2 separate regions of the Homo sapiens genome follow, and region 1 is linked to region 2. A link is a loop called in an ENCODE intact Hi-C map of the cell type or tissue named here. Cell type or tissue: heart left ventricle. All regions are shown on one strand.

What was found. Hi-C counts contacts between places; a loop is a spot of excess contacts. Peaks named below come from ENCODE experiments on the same cell type or tissue, not always from the same donor. Only the 100,000 strongest peaks of a DNase experiment are listed, where the experiment ranks them.
Region 1: a loop joins it to region 2, with 2.1 times the contacts of the local background. A loop is called at or near these places in 9 of 110 quality-filtered maps.

The regions. Positions count from the first base shown.
Region 1 is chr21:45,988,687-45,996,686 of GRCh38, forward strand. It overlaps COL6A1 (collagen type VI alpha 1 chain), which reads left to right. Exons shown (of 35, transcript NM_001848.3): 9 at 398-451; 10 at 922-966; 11 at 1,066-1,092; 12 at 1,572-1,598; 13 at 1,692-1,736; 14 at 2,087-2,140; 15 at 2,293-2,355; 16 at 3,324-3,386; 17 at 3,478-3,531; 18 at 3,677-3,712; 19 at 4,062-4,124; 20 at 5,481-5,543. Among named protein-coding and RNA genes, the nearest start is that of COL6A1, 11 kb to the left of the region's middle. RefSeq lists enhancers at 6,105-6,920, 6,921-7,736. In heart left ventricle, no CTCF peak of the experiment used is centred here; DNase peaks (open chromatin) are centred at 3,875, 3,985, 4,685, 5,745 and 5 weaker places; H3K27ac peaks cover 2,511 bases.
Region 2 is chr21:46,106,324-46,114,323 of GRCh38, forward strand. It overlaps COL6A2 (collagen type VI alpha 2 chain), which reads left to right. Exons shown (of 28, transcript NM_001849.4): 2 at 5,127-5,268; 3 at 5,656-6,254; 4 at 6,481-6,501; 5 at 7,685-7,750. The coding sequence starts at 5,154. LOC124905043 (a long non-coding RNA gene) reads right to left here and starts at 5,708. Exons shown (of 2, transcript XR_007067910.1): 1 at 4,148-5,708; 2 at 2,592-3,773. RefSeq lists an enhancer at 888-1,647. In heart left ventricle, a CTCF peak has its summit at 4,267 (motif pointing left); DNase peaks (open chromatin) are centred at 4,328, 4,778, 5,064, 6,132 and 1 weaker place; H3K27ac peaks cover 1,500 bases.

The sequences.
Region 1 (8,000 bases), 120 kb before region 2:
CTGCTGATAATTAAAACTTGCCATGAGGCTGCTCATGGACCTCAGATTTCTGGCTTCTCCTAAAAACCATCAAACCCAGCAGCTGTGGGCCCGAGTCCCATGGCCATTTCCTGGGGGTCGAGCTGTGACCCTGGGGGGCTTCTGTGCTGCACGTCCCTCCCACCTGTGCCTGGGGGTCAGCAAAGCCGAGCAGACAGGAACGAAGGCAGGGAGTGGGGGGAGCTGGCGTGCGGGTTGGAGCTCCCAGACCCAGGCTGACCAGATGTGATGGGGAAGGTGCTTTAAAGCCCTTGATCCCTGAAGGCTGGATGAAGCGTCTTTTTAAAAACCTGTTTCGTGAGCCAGCTTTTTAGAAAGAAACGGGGCTGCCCCAACCTTGACCTGTTTTGTGTTCCAGGGAGAACGAGGCAAGCCGGGGCTCCCAGGAGAGAAGGGAGAAGCCGGAGATCCTGTGAGTGCCTGACTGTGGGGTGGGGGCCCTAAGAAGCTGGAGGCGGGGAACGACTAGGCCTCGGAAACTTCCGGAAGAGTGGCTGGGTTCTGAGTGCCAAAGTCACACTGCCTGTTCCTTGTGGGTGGGAGCAGACCTGGAGGGGCCACAGCCCAGCCATCCTTCCACACAGCCCCCCAGGCAGCCCGTAAGCCCCCCTGCCAGGGAGGGGCTGGGTGGGGAGGTGGCCCAGGGTGCTCAGGCCGGCACCGTCCGGGGCCCCTGCCGTGGCTCCTTGGCCCAAATCCTATCCATAGACTTCCCTCCCCCAGCTCCACCTTGGAGGGCCTCGGCACCATGGGCCCCGTGCAGCAGGGCCCCTCTCTCGGCCTGACCAGGCCTGGGCTGGAGGGAGGGGTGTGGGGCTGGGTGGGACTGGCCCCTGCCCCTGCTCCTCCGGGGGTGTCTCACCATCTCCTCCTGTGTTCCAGGGAAGACCCGGGGACCTCGGACCTGTTGGGTACCAGGGAATGAAGGTACGTGCCCCCCCTTTCCTGGCCCGAGCCCGGTGGTGCCCTCAGCCTTGCACAGCACTAACAAGCCTTCCTCTTCCTCTTCTTCCGCTGGGTGTGTAGGGAGAAAAAGGGAGCCGTGGGGAGAAGGTGAGTGAGGCTCGACCTCGGAGCTGGTCTCTCCAGGCGCAGATGTGCCATCCTGGACGAGGGTGTCCCCGGGGATGAGGACAGTGTCCCTGACAGGAGACCACGTGTCCTGCAGACCCGCTCCACCGCCCCTCGCCGTCCCCTCCATCTGGAAGGACAAGGACAGCCACCCAGGCACCCAGCAAAGGCGCCTGTGTCACTTTCACCCCACCCCAGAGCAGGGGTCCCCCGGGCGGTTACCCTCTGCGGAGCCGGGGGTCCCCCGGGCGGTTACCCTCTGCGGAGCCGGGGGTCCCCCGGGCGGTTACCCTCTGCAGAGCGGCCCCTCCCCATCACTGTCAGTCCCCATGATTCTCAGCAGTGATGTTGTCCCCTCGGGTTGGGGGCACCCAAGCCCCTGCCTCGCGTGGGCCTAAGCCAGGCTTGCCCTGCCCTCCCCACCCCAAATACCCCCTCACACCCGCTTCCTGTCTCCGCAGGGCTCCAGGGGACCCAAGGGCTACAAGGTGAGCGTGGGCTGCTGGGAGGGGGGAGTTCTGCCCCCACGGCAGCATGTCTGACCTGCATCTGACTCCTGCCTTCGTTTTCCCGCCTCACAGGGAGAGAAGGGCAAGCGTGGCATCGACGGGGTGGACGGCGTGAAGGTGACTGGGGGGAGATAGGATGGACGGGGAGGGACGAGGAGGAATGGGGCGAGATGGGGAGGGACGGAGTGGACGGCGTGAAGGTGACCCGGGGAGGGATGGGGTGGACAGTGTGAAGGTGACCAGGGGAAGGACGGGGAGGGACGGGGAGGGATGGGGTGAGGTGATCCCGGCAGGAGGGACAGGGAGGAGTGGGGTGGACGGTGTGAAGGTGACCCCAGGGGGGTGTCTGCTAGGCAGGGCTTTCCAGGGAGGGTGTGGAGGGCATGGAGGGCACCAAGTCTGACAGTTGATTGGCCTCAGTTTACCCACTTGGCCGTCAGATTTTCTAGTTTTCTTCCTCTTTCCAGGGGGAGATGGGGTACCCAGGCCTGCCAGGCTGCAAGGGCTCGCCCGGGTTTGACGTAAGTCACTTCCTCTCACTGATACTTTAAAACTAGCGCTGTCAGCAGCACCTCGTGTGGACCGTTTTGACTTCTGTCTGGGCGGTCTGGGGCTGCTGCCAGAGGCCGCGGTGGCCTCTGCCGGTGGTGTCATGCTGCCCTCTTTTCTCCAGGGCATTCAAGGACCCCCTGGCCCCAAGGGAGACCCCGGTGCCTTTGGACTGAAAGGAGAAAAGGTGAGTGACTTGCGGCCCCTGGAGGACCAGGGCCTTCACGGTTGGCCAAGCGCTGAATTGGAAACCTCTCCTGGAAGCAAGTCCTGGTCCGAGCATGTCGGCCACCCGTGCGGCCTCAGAGGGGAGGAGCTGGTGGAGGCTGGAGGCAGGCAGAGGAGCAGCGGGGACAGTGCCCACCGTGGGGACAGTGGCCGTGGCGCTCCCGCCCAGAGCCTTCCCTGCAGCCCGAGGGCCTTCAGGCCTCCGCCATTCTGTCCCCCGCACCTGCCGCTCGCTCGGCACAGATGGGACCCCACCGCGTCACTCCTAGCCTGCGAGCCGCAGCCCAGAATGGCTCTCAGAACTGAGAATGGGCTGGGTGGCACTGAGGGTGGCGAGTGGGCGGGAGGGTGGTGAGCGGGGGCGGGAGGAGGGTGGTGAGCGGGTGGGAGGGCGAGTGGGCAGCGGGAGGGCGGGAGCACGAGGCGGGAGAAGGAGCTTTTTCGTCTGACAGCTGAGTCTGCCGTTGCTGGTGTTTTCTCTGGAGTTTCTTTGTTGAAGCTGAAGTGTTGGGGAAGACAAAGGCGAATGCTGACCCCACCCCAAACATTCCCAGACGAGCTCCTAGAACCCAGCAGACGGTTTCCAAATCTCATCTTCAAGTTCCCAGATTACCCTCCAGGCCCTAGATTTGAGTTTGCCAATTTGCCAGCCTGGCAAAGCTGTGCCTTCTCTAATGGGAACCAAATCCTGCCCCTTAGACAAGATGGCCCTTGGCTGGGCCTCACAGGGAACAAGGTTGGAGCATTCCAGGAGGTCTTTGTGCAGGGTTGTGGATGGCTGAGGGTGCTGGGGGGTCTGGGCTCAGACAGTGTTGGTCAGAGGGAGTGGCCTGAAGTATGGGTGAGAGGCCCTGGATGTGGCCTCTGATGGCTGCACCCCTGGTGCACACCCCTGCCAGCGTGTGTGACTCCCCCGGTCTTCCCCAGGGCGAGCCTGGAGCTGACGGGGAGGCGGGGAGACCAGGGAGCTCGGGACCATCTGGAGACGAGGTGAGGAGCTTCACAGCCCCCACACATGCCAGGTATGGGCCCAGGGAGGGTCAAGGAGATGGAGCGACCATTCAACCCTTGTTCCCCACAGGGCCAGCCGGGAGAGCCTGGGCCCCCCGGAGAGAAAGGAGAGGCGGGCGACGAGGTGAGTGAGGGCTCCTGACACCTTCCTGGGGAAGTGCATGGCCTCAGCTTCTGATCCTCTTTGCTCGGGGTCTACTCCACGTCCCTGAGACCAAATGCAGTGTGTCCACCAGACTAACGCCGGCGTCTGTTTCTCTTCATCCCAGGGGAACCCAGGACCTGACGGTGCCCCCGGGGAGCGGGTGAGTGGGGCAGGGGCAGCCTGCGCTGTTGGCCTCACCATGTAGCTGTGGACGTGGCCTCTGCGGCCCAGTCTGGCCCTCCCAGCACTGAGAGCCATGGCCTCCTGCCCAAGACAAATGGGTTTCTTCACCCACACGTCCAGGATGCCTCTTCCCACAGTCTCAGAGCGGGTGGGACCTGGGGAACCAGGAGATTCCGGCCTCTGCAACCGTGGGGCATGCGGTGGAGGGGTGGCCCCTCCCAGGGGTCCTGCTGGGGGAGTCAGTCCAGGCCAGGCCTCAAGCCCCACCCCAGCTGGGTGTGAGTTCCAGCAGCTGAGGCTTCTCCCCTCCATGTCTCTCCACTCAGGGTGGCCCTGGAGAGAGAGGACCACGGGGGACCCCAGGCACGCGGGGACCAAGAGGAGACCCTGTGAGTCACAGTTCCTGGAGCTGGGAACCACCCCAGGAAGGGGCAGGCGGAGGCTGGGGCTGGGTCAGGCCTCCAGAGCCACAGGACACATCATGAAGCCCCTGTGGCCCCTCAACGTGGCCAGCCCATCCCCACGCCGTCAGGGAGGGCAGCCCCTGAAGCCGGCGCCCAGCCATGTGCCTGATGCTGGGACCTGTTTCATGTGAAGGCGTTGCCCGTGGACCCGGTGCCCACTTTCCCACCAGGCGGCTTCCACGTTTCTGCATCCGAGCTTGGGTTCTTCTTTGGAATAATTTTCCTTAGTTAAAATTCCCAGCGTGAGGAAGTTGGGTCAGTACCCCAGACGGGAAGCTAGGCCTGCAGGGCGCCTGCCTGGGAAGGCTTGACATGGAAAACTCACCCCAGAGCCGAGATGCCGGCGGCCTCAGAGGCCACCCCCCACCTTCAGCTCCGTGGACCGTGGGCCTCGCTAGGCCACCCCACAGCCCAGCCTCAGGGTGCAGAAGCACAGGGCCCTTCTCTGTCCCTGTGACTTGCTGGGAAATCTGTGCTGGATGTGGGGCGGGGCAGCTGGCAGACTCCGGGCGTCTCAGTCCCATCCGGCTCAGGGAGAGCCAGGGCCTGGCGGGCAGAGTGAAGGGGAGAGAATGCCCTAGTGTGCCCAGCCGAGCTGCCAGGCCTCAGAGGCAGCGCCCCCGGGTGCCCCCTTGTCCGAGAATCAAGACATGCGACTGTCGTGTGCTGTGACAGACAGGCGGGGCTCCAGCAGGGCCAGAGAGCTGAGCCGGGGCCAGAGTCGCCGCCACCGAGGGATTTGGCTCCCCAGTGGGGGGTGGGGGATTTCTGACCTCCTCCCTGGGAGCTCCCCAGAAGCGCACAGCCCCCGTGGAGGGGTCGGGGGGACGTCAAAGCAGGGATCGTGTGACTTAGTGACTCAGACTGCCTTCTAGGCCCACTCCTCTGAGATCAGGATATGAGACTGACAGCCAGGCAGAGCCCAGAGGAAGGGCCAGCCACGCAGCTCCAGCTTCCCGGCGGGCCACAAGTCCATGGCTACAAACACTTGCCGGGTCCACGGAGCTTGCTGGAGAAGCAGGGATGCACGCAGGGACGCCTCTGGGGCCCCAGGAGGAGCTGCCGGCCTCCTGAATGAAGATAGCCATAGCCAGCCACGCCGATGGCCACGCACGTGGGCCGAGGAAACGCTTGGCGAGGCCAGGAAGGGGCTGTGCGGGGAGGGAAGGCCGGAACAGCCCAGTGACCACCTGGACAGCATGCTGTGGCTCCCAGCGTGCCCGGGCAGCCATCCTCCCCAAGGATGGCCCAGCTCCACACTCACGGCTCGTTTCTCTTCAGGGTGAAGCTGGCCCGCAGGGTGATCAGGGAAGAGAAGGCCCCGTTGGTGTCCCTGGAGACCCGGTAGGAAGCGCTGTGGGGTTGGGGGGCGTTGGCCAATTTGGGTTTTGGGGGTAGAAGTGCTCCAGCAGCTCACGCACTGGGGGTCTGTTCATTTCCGTTTGAGGGCCTCTGTGTTTCCGTAGATCTCGGGGGTGTCCCTGCGTGGGAGCCGGCTGCAGGGGGTGAGGCGCGGCCTGGGCCGGGCTGGTGTGGATTGTTGAGAGCAGGCCCAGCGCCCGGGGGCCTGACGCTGAGACGCTCAGCCCAGGTGGAGAAGCGCTGTCTGGGGGCCCATCCGGGGCAAGGGTGCCTCACAGTGAGGAAGAGGTGTTGGAGCCCCTGGGAGACACTGGGAGCTTGGTCAGCATCTGTTTTTCTGGGTCAGGAGCCAGGCATGACTGTGGCTGGAGGTCAACTGGGGAGTGTGAGGCTATGGAGGTTTCCAGAATCCCAGGGTGTCAGGATGAAAATGCACTTTCATCTCATTCTAAATTCCCTTCTCCGAGCCTCTGGAATCGCTGTGCACGCCGCACGGCTTTCTGTCTCTTCCCCCATTCTGATGACTGCCATGATGGTGGCTCCAGTGTGGTGTTGCCCGCAGGCTGGGCTGGGCCGTTGCATCCTCCCGGAGCTCACCTGCCCCACGGGGACAGGAAGGCCTCCACACGGTCACGCCCGGAGACAGCAAGTCTGTGCTCCCGAGCTTGTCTGCTTCTGTGGACAAATCGACCTTACGGCTCCATGTGCGCAGCTGCCCACACACCGAGCACAAGGCCAGACCCTGGGCACGGCAGCTGTCTCAGACGTCCAGCAAGATGGGGCCTCAGACCCAGGGAGATGGGAGAGGCCGTCCCAGTGCAAGTCACATTTGTATTTCTGTGCACGAGGTGAAATCGTGCTTTTGTGGTGCCAACGGGTGTTACACAGCTGTTAAAAATACCTGTGTCATAGATGAGGACCAGGGCAGGGCTTGGCAGGCGGGGTCTGGGCCGTTCGTCCACCTGGTCCTGCGTGCCGCTCACGGCAGGGGCAGAAAGGGCTCCCGACACCTTCCTGGGGAAGTGCACGGCCTCAGTCTCTGATCCTCTTTGCTCTTTGAGCTCCCGGGGCTCCAGCCCTGAGGATGATCTGACCTCCCATGTGGTCACCCAGGACAGGGCCAGGTGCAGGGCACAGTGCGTGGAAGAGGCCATGCAGCCAGTGGCAGATTGTGGGGAGGGGACGGCCCAGGGCCACGTTCCAGGCTTGGGAGGCTGCTCCAGACCTTGGTAGCTGAAAGTCTCAGTGGGAATGAGCGTTCAGAGGCCAGGACTTGCTCGGAGAATTCTAACCACACCCTGCCTGTTTTATATGTTCAGTTTTCAAAGTAATCAATAGCCACTATAAGAAAAAAACAAAGCCACTTTCAAAGGGTTGTGGTAAGAGGCAGTCCTGTGAGCAGGCCGGCTGCAGGGCCTCCAGGGCTGTGGGGCAGGCTGCACAGGGGCTGGTGGGTCCCATGCCTGGGGGTCTGGGAATAGTCTCTAGGCTGCTGTCCTGGAGGAGGTTTCCCCCAACGCCTGAGACCAGGGCACCATGTGACCCATGACTCACAGTTGCCTGGCTGAGGCAGGCACTTGTTCACCTGGAGCCTCCCTGGGGCCTTTCGGGGCCCGGGGGTGTGGATAGGTGGCTTTGGAGCCACATTTGTCCATCGGGACGTTGGGCTCCCAGCTGGCCTTCCGGGCTTTCCCTGCTCCCAGAACCTCCCTGCTCAGCCCTTGCCAGCCTTACCCCTCCCCTCCACCCTGCCCAGCATGGGGCTCTCCCTGTGTGGATGCCAGAAGCAGTTGGGCCCTCAGGGCTGGTCCCAGGAGGTGCCCCCAGTGAGGTGCTCTGCAGAAACTGCCCAGTCTGGCCTCCTGCTGTCTGTGGCACAGTCTGACTGTGTGTGGTGAGGTCCAGGCCTTCTGCCTCCCACTTACCTGGCCCAGGGCACAGAGACCTCCTTTCCATCCTTCCTCCTGGCCCCCTTTTCGTGTTCCCAAGGCAGGATCTCAGGGTACCAGACTAACCCCTGTTGAACCCCAAGTTTGGTGAGCTTCTGGACCTCCTTGAGGCCCGTGTGCAAAGTCCCCAGTCAAGTGTGCAGTCCTGACTGCTGGGGCGTTGACCACGAAGGGTGCAGGAGCTTCACAGCCAGGCCTGGGTGCTTGCACAGTCGGGGTAGAGAGAGCAATACACTAGATGCCTCCTGTCTGCCTGGTGGAGGCCACGGGGTCAGGATGGTGAATGGGCCAAGTCTGGTAGTGGGGAAGTTGTAAACATTTGAACCACCGGACAGGCCTCATCGGGAAGCATCAGCCTAACCACAGGCCAGGGACAGGCGTCTGAGCAGGCACAGGCCAGGGACAGGCGTCCGACCAGGCTCATGGCTGGGGCCAGGTGGGCCAGGTGGGCCAGGTGGGCCGGGCGATGTGTACACGGCTCCCTTCTTGG
Region 2 (8,000 bases):
GTGTCAAGAGGGCAGACTTGAGCCCACACTGCCAGGCTTCAGACCTCAGCTATTAGCTGAGTGCCCTGGGCAAGTTACCTCACTGGGCCTTGGTTTCCTCATCTGTTGGAGTGGGGATGGTAATAGTACCTATGTCCAAGGCCATAAGTCCAATTGTGAATGTTGAATGAAGGGATATAGGACAGTATCTGGTACACAATTATTATAGATTTTTCATTGACATTTTATACATTCTGTTTTCTTCAAAGACTTTTTGGTTCCTGTTTTGCACTCAGATACTTCCTTTTCCTGGAGTTTATTTGGGAGCACCATGTGAGGTAGTACCTTTATTTCTAGTCACAGGGTGAGCCCTCATCCCAGCCTGCTTCCACCACTCTGAAAGGCCACCATGTCATAGCCTAAGTTCTCGTGTGTTGTTATGCCCATGGTTGTGTGGAGTGTTGGCCTGTTCCAGCACCAAAACCAAAACTGTAATTTTATCGTTTCATTTGATAGCACAAGCTTTCTCATCACTCTATTTTTTATTTTGCTCAACTCTTCTTGCTTTTTCTACCAAGTAAAACTTGGATTCATTTTGCAAACTCCTATCTACAAAAATGCAAAAAATTTTCTTGGAAACTTTAATTAAAATTGCATTCTATTATAGATTCAGTTAGGAATAACTGATATTTTTAAATCAGTTTAAGATAGTGGGATGATTTCTTATCCAAAAACAAGGTTTGTCTTTCCAATATATTTCTCAAAAATTTTTTTGAGTTTTTTTCATAAGTCCTGCACATTTTTATTCAGTTGATTCCTTGGGTTTATGTTGTTTTTCTTACTAGTGTAAATAGCATTTTTCTGCAACATTTTCTAACTGGTTGTTAGAAAATGTTTCTTCTAACTGATAGAAGAAAATCAATAACTTTTTGTATGTTGAGGACTAAGCTCTGATTTTTTTATCTTGCCTATATTCTTATCTAAGGGGTCTGGGGAGTCATGCCCTACAAACCATAAATTCTCATCAGATGGTTTTATCTAACCCTATATGCTGTGACTTACTTTCCATCTGACTCTGGCATGACACTACACGACCAAGAAGAAAATAAAAATATTTTACCCCAAAACATGTTTCTTTGCCACATTTTGAAATGGCCCTGCAAAGCTGTCCTTTACTGGGGAAAATTTGCATCTGTAAGGAATCTCTGTTAACATAGCTAGCTCTTTTTCTTCCAGGCCCTCCCAATTCTGAAGAGATTAACCGAGAGTCTAGCAGCTTTTAAAGGTCTCAGTAGGAAACACTTGTCATTGATTGTCTCTAAGGGCAGCCACTATGAGACTTCAGAAGAACCTTGGTCTCCACAGTCTTTTATCTTAACCTGAGCATTTCCTTTCTATGATCCCAGGTCTTTAGACAAACTCAACCAATTGTCAACCAGAAAATGTTTAAATTTACCTGTAGCCTGGAAGCCATCTCTCCCCGCTTTGAATTTTCCTGCCTTTCTGGATTAAACCAATGTATTTCTTAAATGTATTTGATTGATGTCTCATGCCTCCCTAAAATGAATAAAACCGAGCTGCACCCCAGCCACCTTGGGTACATGTTCTCAGGACCTCCTAAGGGCTGTGTCATGGGTCATGGCCACTCATATTTGGCTCAGAATAAATCTCTTAAAATATTTTACAGAGTTTGACTCTTTTCATCAATGATATATTTTTCTAAGTGGCTCACTAAATTTTCTCTCCCTAATCTCCCCTCCTTTCTCTTTCTTTCTCTCTTTCTCTCTGTCTATATATATATATATTTTTTTTTCTCTTTTTTAAAAAAACTTTGTTCAGATGATTTTCTGGGTAGACAATCCTATCTTTAATAAGGACAGTTTTGTCTCTTCTTTTCCAACAGTTATACTTTTATTTTTACTGTCTTATTGCATTGGCTTCCAACACAACACTGAATGGTAGCGTAAGATCTGCACTGTTTGCCCCCACCCCATTTTTTTTGTACTGTAGTAAGCATTCTTCTAATGCAGGATTTTTTAACCCAGGGTTAGATCTACGAATGGAATCCCTGAATTCCTGGACATGATTTCTGTATATGAGCATCTATGCATTTGTGTAAGGTGAAATTGTGTAGACTCTTAAAAGGGTCCATGACCACAAAGATAAGAACCACTATTTTAGCTTTTTGTGTAAAATATGATGTGAGCTCTTGATTTGAAATGTATATCCTTTATAGAGTTAATTCTACTCCTAAATTTCTTACTAGGTTTTACCTTGTCTGGCTGTTGTTGTTTCTTAGTTAGAAATTGATGTTTCAGGGATCTATTGAAGCAATTGCATATTTTTTCCCATTTTATGTTAATGTGACTTACATTAATGTATTCCCTAGTGTTTGTGGCAACACTGTACTTTAACTTCATATTATAGTTCTGGTATAGTGGTCCTTAATATGCTATTGGATTTTAGTTTTTAATATTGGCTAGAATTTTTGTGATAATGTTATGGGATTTTTAGGGTGTCACTTTTCTGGCCTGAAACCTCTATGGCCAGTGGCGCCTTTGCCCAAGTTCTTGTCCTGTGTCCAGGAAGAATGAGGTACACAGACAAGTGGAGGGTGTGCAAGACAGAGAAGCTTTATTGAGTGTTAGGGGAGCTCACAGGAGACCCGCAGGGGGCAGCCCCTCTCTGTAGGCGGGTTGTCTTGTCGGCGGGTTGTCTTGTCAAATGTTCAGCTCTCAGCAGAGAGAAGGCCCTGGAGTGGGTGGCTCCTCTCTGCAGGCAGGTCATCCCATTGTCTCTGCAGCTCTTAGCAGAGAGGAGGCCCTCGAGAGCGTGTCTCCTCTCTGCAAACAGGGCATCTCAACTAGTGTTCAGCTCTCAGCAGAGAGAAAGCCCTGGAGAGGGTAGCTCCTCTCTGCAGCTGGTCGTCCTGACATCCCTTCAGGTCCTGAAGCTCTCAGCAGAGAGAGCACCTCCTCTCTGCAGCTGGTCGTGCCATGCTCTGCCCTGCTCTGACTGAGCCTGGGGCTTTTAAAGGCCTCAGAGAGGGGAAGTGCATGCTGATTGGTCCATGTGCAGCCATGTGCAGGCCCAGAAGAAAGCACCTTGAGTTCCCCTCTGGTCCGTAGGACGGGCAACCCGGCCCCCAGGCTTCAGGCCTGCCCCAGCCTGAAGGTGGGGCTTCACTGGGGACCCATCCTCTTCTGCCCAGGAGCCTATCTGCCTCCTGCAGCCATCCATGGTGCCCAGGCTGCTGGTACCAAGGGGCACCGGTGCCCAGCCACCCTCAGCACCCCCCCAAGCCTCCCCTCCTGCACTTCTCAGTGCCCACAGTTTGGAGGGGGCCAAGTCAGCAGGGGGCTGGCATGTCAGCACTGCCACAAGCATGCACCCACCCGGCCAGGCTGTGACAGTGCCCAGGCTCAGCCCCAACTCTGCTCTGAGATTGGAGTGGGTGGTGGGAGCGGGAAGAAGCTGGGCAGCGGGAACAGGCACCTCCAGGCCTACAAGGGAAAGAGGGGCCTTCCCTGGCTCCCCAAGAGTGCAGCGATGCCTGGGTCAGCAGCCCCAGTTGGGGCAGCTGAAACTGCACCAGGAGTGGGGGCTGGCTCCTGCCTCCTCCATGGAGCAGAAGGCCCAGATCCACAGCCACGACTTGGGCAGTTGTACCTGGGGAACTCTCACCTCGCCAAACTGCAAGGGGCAGGGATCCCACTTATCCCCGGCTCCTGCTGGCTCCGTGGAGCATGGTACCTGGCCATGTCCTCTCGCAGCCTGGGGCAGGGTCTCCAGACCTGGGCCAGCATCCCAGACAGGGGCAACACCGCCGTGAGCTCCCCTTCACCCAGCACACCACCCGGCCCGGCCCCATGGCAGCGGCCCCCAGGGAGGCAGTCTGCGGGGTTGGGGGCCTGTCTGCCTCTTCCATGGGCCCTCCCTGAGCAGCCAGTGTGATGGCAGCGGCCACACCAGATGGGCTGCCGCTGCCATCAGTAATATTTATAGTGATATTTATCTGTAGAGTTACTTTTAGGGACTTTTTTTTTTATCAAGCTTTGGTCACAGGTTATGCAACATTTAAAAATGAATTGGGAAAAAGTTTATCTTTTTATGTTCTAAAACAAGTTAAATAGCATGAAGTGCTTGTCCTTGAAGCTGTGAAACTCACCCACAAACTGCCTGAGCTGGCACCTTTGGGAACGGACTTCATTCCTCCCTGGGCCCCAGGCTGAGCAGGTCTGGCCTGGGTCACCTCATCCACTCCAGACGCCGCAAAATCACAGCAACCCTTCAGGGCCCTCTCCTGGCAGCGCCTCCCCTAGTCCCGGTGCTTGGACACTCCTCCCATCTGCACCGAGGAGAGGGCGGCACTCCAATCCCTGCATTACCCCTGGAACTGCACGCTCTGAACCAGGCCCGGTGCCCTTTCTGCCCAGCTGCCCGGCTGCTGCCAGCCCCACTCTGCGGAGCCAGCAGCACAGTGAGGCCCGTCCTGATGGCCTCCTGGAGCTGGAGCTTAGGCCAAGCCACAGGGCATCAGGGAGGATGGACGTTCAAGGGCTGGATCTGTTTGCCCCAGGGTCCTGGCACCCAACAGAAAGGAAAGCCAGGCTAATGACGGCTGTGTCCCTACACTTGACAGAGTCCTCCCTCCCTCCTTATCAAAGTCCTGTTTAAAGGGAATGGAGCCAGGCTGGAGAGAGAGTGCCTAGCTCTGCAGGGGAGCCGGTCTGGGGAAGCTGGGATCTCTCTCCCGCCCTCCCCTCTGCACTGTTTCCAGGGCAGCCCCAGGCAGTGGGGGGCGCCAGACAGTGGTGCTCCATTCCCTTCCATGCCGACGCGCCCAGCTACCCACTCCACCCAGCCCTGGAGGACATGGAAGGGCCTCAACCATCCAAATCCCACCCAAAACTGAGCCCAGAGGCACCCACTAAACATCTGTGACCCCACCCAGGGTGGGGCAAGAGGGCGCAAGCCCCCCAGTCCAGATGCTGGTGACGGTGTGTGCTGGGCGCAGACCCCGCTTCCTTGAAGACTGAGGGCAGTGCCCCCAATCCCGCTGACCTGCTGTGCGTGCGCCTGCCATGGGGGAGGGTGCCAGGGGAGAGGCACTGGGGGTGTCTGAGCGACCCCCACCCCTGTTGCAGGACTTCAGGGCCACAGGTGCTGCCAAGATGCTCCAGGGCACCTGCTCCGTGCTCCTGCTCTGGGGAATCCTGGGGGCCATCCAGGCCCAGCAGCAGGAGGTCATCTCGCCGGACACTACCGAGAGAAACAACAACTGCCCAGGTGCCAGGGGTCGGGGGCCGGGGGCTCTGGGCATTTGGGGGGCAGTTGGGACCAGTACCCAGGTGCCAGGGGTCGGGGGCCGGGGGCTCTGGGCATTTGGGGGGCAGTTGGGACCAGTACCCAGGTGCCAGGGGTCGGGGGCCGGGGGCTCTGGGCATTTGGGGGGCAGTTGGGACCAGTACCCAGGTGCCAGGGGTCGGGGGCCGGGGGCTCTGGGCATTTGGGGGGCAGTTGGGACCAGTACCCAGGTGCCAGGGGTTGGGGGCCGGGGGCTCTGGCATTCGGGGGCAGTGAGGTCAAACCCACAAACAGGCACGGGGCCAGGAAACGGGGCTCCAACAGCAGTCCCTCCTGAGGCTGGCTCGTGACAGGTCCTGTGCCCCACAGAGAAGACCGACTGCCCCATCCACGTGTACTTCGTGCTGGACACCTCGGAGAGCGTCACCATGCAGTCCCCCACGGACATCCTGCTCTTCCACATGAAGCAGTTCGTGCCGCAGTTCATCAGCCAGCTGCAGAACGAGTTCTACCTGGACCAGGTGGCGCTGAGCTGGCGCTACGGCGGCCTGCACTTCTCTGACCAGGTGGAGGTGTTCAGCCCACCGGGCAGCGACCGGGCCTCCTTCATCAAGAACCTGCAGGGCATCAGCTCCTTCCGCCGCGGCACCTTCACCGACTGCGCGCTGGCCAACATGACGGAGCAGATCCGGCAGGACCGCAGCAAGGGCACCGTCCACTTCGCCGTGGTCATCACCGACGGCCACGTCACCGGCAGCCCCTGCGGGGGCATCAAGCTGCAGGCCGAGCGGGCCCGCGAGGAGGGCATCCGGCTCTTCGCCGTGGCCCCCAACCAGAACCTGAAGGAGCAGGGCCTGCGGGACATCGCCAGCACGCCGCACGAGCTCTACCGCAACGACTACGCCACCATGCTGCCCGACTCCACCGAGATCGACCAGGACACCATCAACCGCATCATCAAGGTCATGGTGAGCCGCGGGCGGGAGCACCGTCCACGCGCCAGGGGTGGCCACGGTGGGCCGTCCACCCACTCCGGGCCTCACTTTACCCCTCTGTGAGTGCGGAGGCCGAAGGAGGAAGCTCCGGGCAGGGCCTGGGCCACTCAGGTGTCCCTCCATCCCCACCCAGACTCGAGGTGCAGCCGCCCCAGGTCTCGAGGCACACGGCTAACCAGCATGTCTGTCTTTTCTGCAGAAACACGAAGCCTACGGAGAGGTGAGTGGCGCTTCCCTTCCTGCCAGTGCTGGCCGGCAGCTGACCCAGCAGAGATGACCGCGCCAGGCTGCCGACTCCTGGCGCCTCCAGGCTGGAACAGATGAGAGGAGAGGGAGTCACCTGCTCCATGTTGGACCTGAGGCCTTGGAGTCTGGAGAAAGGGCTCCCAGCCAAAGCTAGGCTGTTTAGATCCCGTGAGGGTCAGCGTTAGGGTCACCCACAGAGCACGTGTTACAAGGAGAGGTCGAGGGTCTGGCCTCCGGGCAGGTGGGATCCATCCACCCTGGACTCGAGGCCCGAGCCCAGCCCAGCAGGTCAGGGGAGAAGGAACTGACATCATCGGGGTCCATGACATCCCCACCTCCCTGTGTGTCCCAGCTCCAGCTCTCAGGAAGGGGAGCAGGCATCTGAGATCTCCCCCGTGAGGCTTCCTGCAAAAACGTGCCCTGCCTCAGAATCGCTGCTCAGTAACAGTGGTTTCATTGCCGTGTACAAATGGTGCCTCCCTCACCAGTGCCCCTTGCTCTTCCATCCTTTTGTAAAATTTATTCTTTTATATTTGTTTTTTTAGAGACAGGGTCTTTCTCTGTCACCTAGGCTGGAGTGCAGTGGTACGATCACGGCTCACTGCAGCCTTGAACTCTGAGGCTCAAGCCATCCTCCCACCTCAGCCTCCCAAGTAGCTGGGACTACAGGCACCTGCCACCATACCTGGTGTGCGCATGTAGTTCCAGCTACTTGGGAGGCTGAGGTGGGAGGATCGCTTTCGTATTGTTTTTTTGTAGAGATGGGATCTCACTATGTTGCCCAGCCTGGTCTCTAACTCCTGGCCTCAAGCAGTCCTCCCTGCCTCGGCCTACCAAAATGTTGGGATTCCAGGCGTGAGCTGCACCCGGCCTTTCTTCCCTTCTATTTTCTGTCATGGCTTAAGCCAGGCTTGGTTTTTTAAACTTGCCTAGAACACCTGACCGAGAGCCAAACTCTTTGGCTTGTCCCTGATGGGGGCAGAGCCTCACAGCACCCCATGTCTCACAGCTCCCTCACGCCCGCCCAGGTTCTCAGGGCATTTCAGCATCTCCTTGGCCCCTGCTGAGAGTCGTGGGCTACACGTTCTGAGACCCTGCCCTGCCACCTGAGGAATGTCCCACCCATGCAACCTTCTGTCTCTGCTTCCTCGTTTCAGTGCTACAAGGTGAGCTGCCTGGAAATCCCTGGGCCCTCTGGCCCCAAGGGCTACCGTGGACAGAAGGTAAGATGCCCAGATTACCTGCAGGGTCTGCGCTACCAGGAAGCCCCTGATTTGTTTTGAAATCCACACTTGGCCGGGCGTGGTGGCTCATACCTGTAATCCCAGCACTTTGGGAGGCCGAGGCGGGCGGATCACAACGTCAGGAGATCGAGACCATCCTGGCTAACATGGTGAAACCCTGTCTCTACTAAAAATACAAAAATTAGCCGGGCGTAGTGGCATGCGCCTGTAGTCCCAGCTACTCGGGAGG